2 separate regions of the Homo sapiens genome follow, and region 1 is linked to region 2. Evidence: chromatin contacts called from ENCODE Hi-C or POLR2A ChIA-PET data. All regions are on one chromosome and are shown on one strand. Each heading gives the region's core, a stretch centred on a gene start or an enhancer-like site at or near the end of the contact. The rest is flanking DNA. Distances are from core to core; before and after follow the strand shown.

Evidence for each region. Hi-C counts contacts between places; a loop is a spot of excess contacts on that map. ChIA-PET counts read pairs that join two places held with the same protein, here RNA polymerase II (POLR2A). Pooled maps may share reads with other maps.
Region 1: a loop to region 2 is called in a map of psoas muscle, with 2.4 times the contacts of the local background. The contact joins two enhancer-like sites. A Hi-C loop is called at or near these places in 20 of 168 maps with a recorded cell type or tissue (GM12878, K562, Right ventricle myocardium inferior and 8 more), 8 of 37 single-sample maps with no recorded cell type and 20 of 50 pooled maps. POLR2A ChIA-PET finds 5 or more read pairs at or near these places in 5 of 52 experiments (GM10248, GM12878, H1 and 2 more).

The regions. Positions count from the first base shown.
Region 1 is chr5:149,827,278-149,829,977 of GRCh38, reverse strand. All of the region lies in intron 3 of PPARGC1B (PPARG coactivator 1 beta), which reads right to left. Among named protein-coding and RNA genes, the nearest start is that of MIR378A, 96 kb to the right of the region's middle. Within about 2 kb of position 1,382, at least 5 of the 41 ENCODE cell types and tissues checked have a DNase peak (open chromatin) inside an H3K27ac peak, as active enhancers do; they include psoas muscle, where a contact is called at or near this core.
Region 2 is chr5:149,779,366-149,782,065 of GRCh38, reverse strand. All of the region lies in intron 1 of PPARGC1B (PPARG coactivator 1 beta), which reads right to left. Among named protein-coding and RNA genes, the nearest start is that of MIR378A, 48 kb to the right of the region's middle. RefSeq lists an enhancer at 1,342-1,421. Within about 2 kb of position 1,250, at least 15 of the 41 ENCODE cell types and tissues checked have a DNase peak (open chromatin) inside an H3K27ac peak, as active enhancers do; they include psoas muscle, where a contact is called at or near this core.

The sequences.
Region 1 (2,700 bases), core at 133-2,632, 48 kb before region 2:
CTGCAACCTCCACCTCACGGGTTCAAGCGATTCTCCTGCCTCAGCCTCCCAAGTAGCTGGGATTACAGGCGTCTGCCACCACACCCAGCTAATTTTTGTATTTTCGTAGAGATGGGGTTTTACCATGTTGGCCAGGCTGGTCTCAAACTCCTGACCTTAAGCGATCTGCCCGCCTCGGCCTCCCAAAGTGCTGAGATTATAGGCGTAAGCCACTGTGCCTGGCCCTACCCTGTTGTTTTTACACAAGTGGAAGACTACACTTAAGCTTGTTTGGCTTTTTTTTTTTTTTCTATAAAAACTGTAAAAGCTCTTCTGCTTCTGCACCCTGAGGGCAGGTACAGAGTGTACCTGAGCTGAGAGAGCAGGAAGTTGAATACATCTAGATTTTCCGCCGGAGATCCTAGCCAAGCTTGATAACAAACTGAGAAAGATCATGAGATTTTAGTACAGCACGGAGAGTTTCCCTGGGGAACATGCCACCCCAAGTCACTCCAACAAGGAATGCCAAAGGCCAGGAGCCAGAGAAAAGGCCACTCCACACTCTTGAGGAGCCACAGGATCCTGGCTACCCCACCTAAACCCCAAACCAGCACCCACATGTTTGTGACTTTTTCGATGGGAAATGATCCTAGGACTGGGGGAAAGAGACCTCATTCTAGCCTGGCTCAGGCCCGGTGCACTGTGAGAGCCTTGATTCCTCCATTGGTGTAATGAGCAGGGGCAGAGAGACTACATGGCTGGATTAAAACCTCTTTTTTTGACTCTAAGAATATGACAGAAGTTGCTGACCTCAGAAAATCACACAGACACACAGAGGTCCACAGGTCCTTACAAGTCCATCGCTGGACTCTCTGGGATCCATGGCCCAACCTGAGGTCCAGATGACTTCTCAGGGCCTTTTTGTTTGTTTGCTTTTTGTCTTTTAAAGAGATGGGGTCTTGCTCTGTCACCCAGGCTTGAATGCAGTATCATGATCCTAGCTCACTGAGGCCTCACACTCCTGGCTTTAGAAAATCCTCCTACCCCAGCCTCCAGAGTAGCTGGGACTACAGGCACGTGCCACCATACCGGGCTAATTTAAAAAAAAAAAAAAATCATAGAGATGGATCTTCCTATGTTGCCCAGGCTGGTCTCAAACTCCTGGCTTCAAGGGATCCTCCCACTCAGCCTCCCAAAGTGTTGGGATTACAGGTATAAGCCACTGTGCCCGGTCCCTCAGGGCCCTTCCAGATCTCTGTCGGTATGCAGGGAGTCTAGACAGCAAGTCTGTTTCCTGTGTGCCTTGCACAATGGCTGAAACAGAGGCACTCAATAAGCATGTAGGGAATGAAGGTAATCTAAGGCATGGGAGGGAAACAACCTTTGACCAGCAGGGGTCGCGCTTTGCCTCTTTAAGCTTTGGTTCTTCTCCAAAGGCCCCGTGAAGAAATGGCACTAGAATGCTTGTTACCACTAATGGTTGTACCAGAAGTATTAGTTCACATTTACTGAGCAACTCTATGTGCCAGGCACTGTTCTAAGTGCTTTATGTGTATTATCTGCTGTAATCCTCCTAATAGCCTTTGACATAGGCACTATTATTAACCCCTCTTTATAGATCAGGAAGCCGAGGCTTAGAGAGGTTCAGGATGTATGCCTAAGGGACATACAAGTACTAAATGGCAGGGCTGGGATTCAAACCTAGGTGCTTCGATTCCAGTCTGAAATGAAGCAGGACCCCCTCTCGGCAGGAGCCATAATGTGGGACTGAACATATTCTGTGCCTGGCATGGTGGGTGCTTCACGCTGCTTTGGGGAACTTGAAGGCAGTGGGAAGGAAGGGAAAGGGTCCTAGACTAGGAGTGAATACCTGAGTTCTAGTCTTTGCTGGCACACTGACTTGCTGTGTGACTACTGGAGATACCCTCCCCACTCTGGGCCACAGTTTTTCCAGAGCTGGGCTTGAGGGTCACCAAGGGCCTTTCCAGCTCAAACTCTCCATAACCTAAGAACCCTCCCGGCTCCAACAGGCTCTGATTTTCTAGCTGAGTCCTGCCAGCCTCCAGGAGCCACAGCACCAAGGGAGGGGCCCAAGACAGGCTGAGCAAAGCTAGACTTCACACTCCAGGACAGCTCAGCTATGGGTGCTCTCAGCCCGGATTGAGAGCGACTGCTTCCAGTAACTTCTGAGTTCCAGACTCCTTTGAAAATCTGATAAAATCTGATGTTCTCCCTAGAAAGCTGCTATTCCATGTGCACATTTCCACATTCCGCACACGCTCACACCGCATTTAACTTCTGCTGGTGGAAGTGTAAACCAGTCCAACATCTTTGGAGGGCAATCTGCAAGTATCTGCTTAAACTGGAAAATCACAGATCCACAGACCCAGGAATTTCATTTTTAAGAATTTGTCCATTTACATGTCACAAAGGCCTGTATAAGAACAGTTACTGTGCCACTGCTTGTAATGAGGAAGGAGTTGAAACAACACAAATACCCAACAGGGGAACCAGTGAAACCCTACCAAGGAACATTACACAGCCAACACAAAGAATGAAACAGAGCTCTACGTGCTCATGTGGAAGAGCTTCCAAGACACACAGTTAACCGTGAAAGCAACGTGCAGAGCCCTAATGTAGACTCCCTTTTGTAGTAAAATCTTTTAAAAGGTAGAAGAGGAAAGTCACATAACAGATCAGTAACCATGGTTACCTCTGGGA
Region 2 (2,700 bases), core at 1-2,500:
CCACCAAGAAGCCATCCCCATCTAAATTAATTTAGCTCACAGCTGTCCCAACCCCCACTTCCCACCAATGCACATATTCCCCTTAATGCATTTACTGAGTCACTTGCTTGGTACTGACCAGGAATGGCATTAATGATTGTTTTTCTTTACTAAGGAATGGCAAATAGAGTTTACCTCACAGGCCAAGTCCTGTCAGGGTTATTAGTAGCTGTCATTGTATGGGTAAAGGTTATGAGACCATATATCCAAGATCAGCAGGAAAGAGTGTGGTGATTGATTAGCGATGTCTGCCTTGGCCAGGACATCCCTCAGCACTAGTGCCAAGTTTTGTTTTCCTGCTTTAGAATTTACCCCCATCATTCTGTTGCTCCCAAGACTAAATTCCGTAAAGCAGAAATTTAGCTCAGCAGATCAGGTCAGCTTGAGCTGTAAGAGTTTCCCCCACCTTGCTGGCCACTCAAACGGCAGCATGATGGCAAGCAGACAACTTAGAGGGAAAAACAAGAAACATCCCTTGCGTGCTTCAGTGGTGTTCACACAAAGGACTCCATAGCCAGCACCTCAACTGATCTGGACAAGAAGACTGAGAGGCAGACAGGAATTCTCTCTCCTTTTCACAGGAGGAAACTGAGGCATGGGGAGGCTAAGTGACTGACCCAAAGTCATTTGGCAAGCCTGGACCTGATCCCAGGTCACAGAATGGCAGCTATGCAGAACGGCAGGACAAAGGACAGCCAACCTGTCAGGTGACCATGCACCTGCCCTCTCATATCTCCCATGACAGGAAGCTCCCTACTGCCCAAGGCAGGCCAGCTCATGCCATCTTTCATTCAGAAAGCTGCTTCTTTTTTTTTTTTTTTTGAGATGAAGTCTCGCTCTGTCACTCAGGCTGGAGTGCAGTGGCACAATCTCGGCTCACTGCAACCTCCACCTCCCGGGTTCAAGTGATTCTTCTGCCTCAGCCTCCCAAGTAGCTGGGATGACAGGTGCCCACTACCATGCCTGGCTAATTTCTGTATTTTTAGTAGAGATGGGGGTTTCACCATGTTGGCCAGGCTGGTCTCAAACTCCTGACCTCAGGCGATTCCCCCGCCTTGGCCTCCCAAAGTGCTGGGATTACAGGCATGAGCCACCGCGCCCTGCCGGAAAGCCCCTTCTTAGCTCGAGCCAGAACTTCCCCTTCTGACCTCCACTTACCAGTGCCACGCCTCTCCCGTGCCAATGTTTGCAGGTGGCCTGTTTCCTCTGAGCTGCACACCTCTACTGCCTCCACCCATGTGGAAGAACACCTGCTTTACAGTCATCCTGCTTTTGATTCTGTTTTCTCTGAGAGCATATCTGTTTGGCTACTTTGGTGACAGAACCATCTCCTCTCTAGTTCTAGGCCCCAGCTTTCTATTAATGTGCCTAATGTTTAAAATTATCAATAACTTTTTGAGATTAACTATGCTTCACATTATCTAACCGCTGACACACAACTACCCCTCCACTGCCAAGGACCTGCAAAACTAGAACAACAGGAATAACAGATCATCAAATCAACAAGGGCCTTAGAGACCTTTAGTTCAAACCTCTCACTGTACACATGGGGAATCCGAGGCCTGGAGAGGGAGAGGGACCCTGTCTCAGGTTCAATGCTGAGACAGTGGAGAGCTGGACATCTTCCTCCCAGACTGGGACTGTGCCCACTAAACATTAGTTAAGGCTTGATTTGAAATCCTGCACCCAATTCAAGGTCAGGAGAGCCAACGTGGGTCACACACTGAGAGCTGGTGACCAGTAAGGATGAGAATCTGAACCGGCCAGGCCTGGGGCCAGGTGGTCACACGGGGCTCTGGCTGCTCATCCTGCGCTGGAGCCTGTGCTCTGGGTGTGTGGGTTTTCGATGCTCCAATCACACACGGCTCTGCTCCCGTCTGTCTCCCAGCTCCCAGACCCTGCAGCAGAAACAGGCTTTGTACCTGTGGGCCTAGGAATTCATCCCAGCTTTCTCTCCTTACACTCCCCTAGGTGGAAAGCCCTTTCACTCAGACCTCCTTTCAGCATCTTGGGCTGAGGACACAGTCAATCACTTGCTGCCAGCCAGAGGGTATTAGGAAATGAAAATGACACCAGCAAACAGGAGAGATCTTGTGCAGACCAAGGCCAGGGGAAGGGGCTGGGAAGGGGCTCCATCTACTCCTTTCTCAATCATGGAGCACTAAGCCTCTCCCTGCATCCCGGATACATCCTGGGCAACCCCAGCACACAGTGTCGTGGGAAGGCACAGGCATGCCCTAACCTTGCCACCTCCGGAGGCCTCTCACATCTTCCTCCCCAGCACACCTGTGGCCTCCTCTTGGAACCCCTCCAGACCTTTTCAAATTCTCTTTTTTGCCAGGTAGTCTCAAAAGTCACTCCTGGAACAGGCTTCCCTGTTGCCCCCTCCAGCTGACTCCCATTATTTCCTCCCTCCCTGGACTTCCCAGAGCATGTTGCTTTTTATCTGATTTGTCTCCTTGTTTCTCTCTCTCTAGAGAGCTCCAGGGATGCAGTGGCCTGCTGGTCTTTTCACTGTTGTATCCTTAGTGTGTGCTATACAGTAGATGTTCAATAAAAACCTCCTGAAGGCATGGATGTTGCAGTGGTGCCTGAAGTGGTCCAGCAACACTTTGTGAAGATGGGGGTTTCAAAACTTGGCCTTGAGGGCAGAAGAGGCAG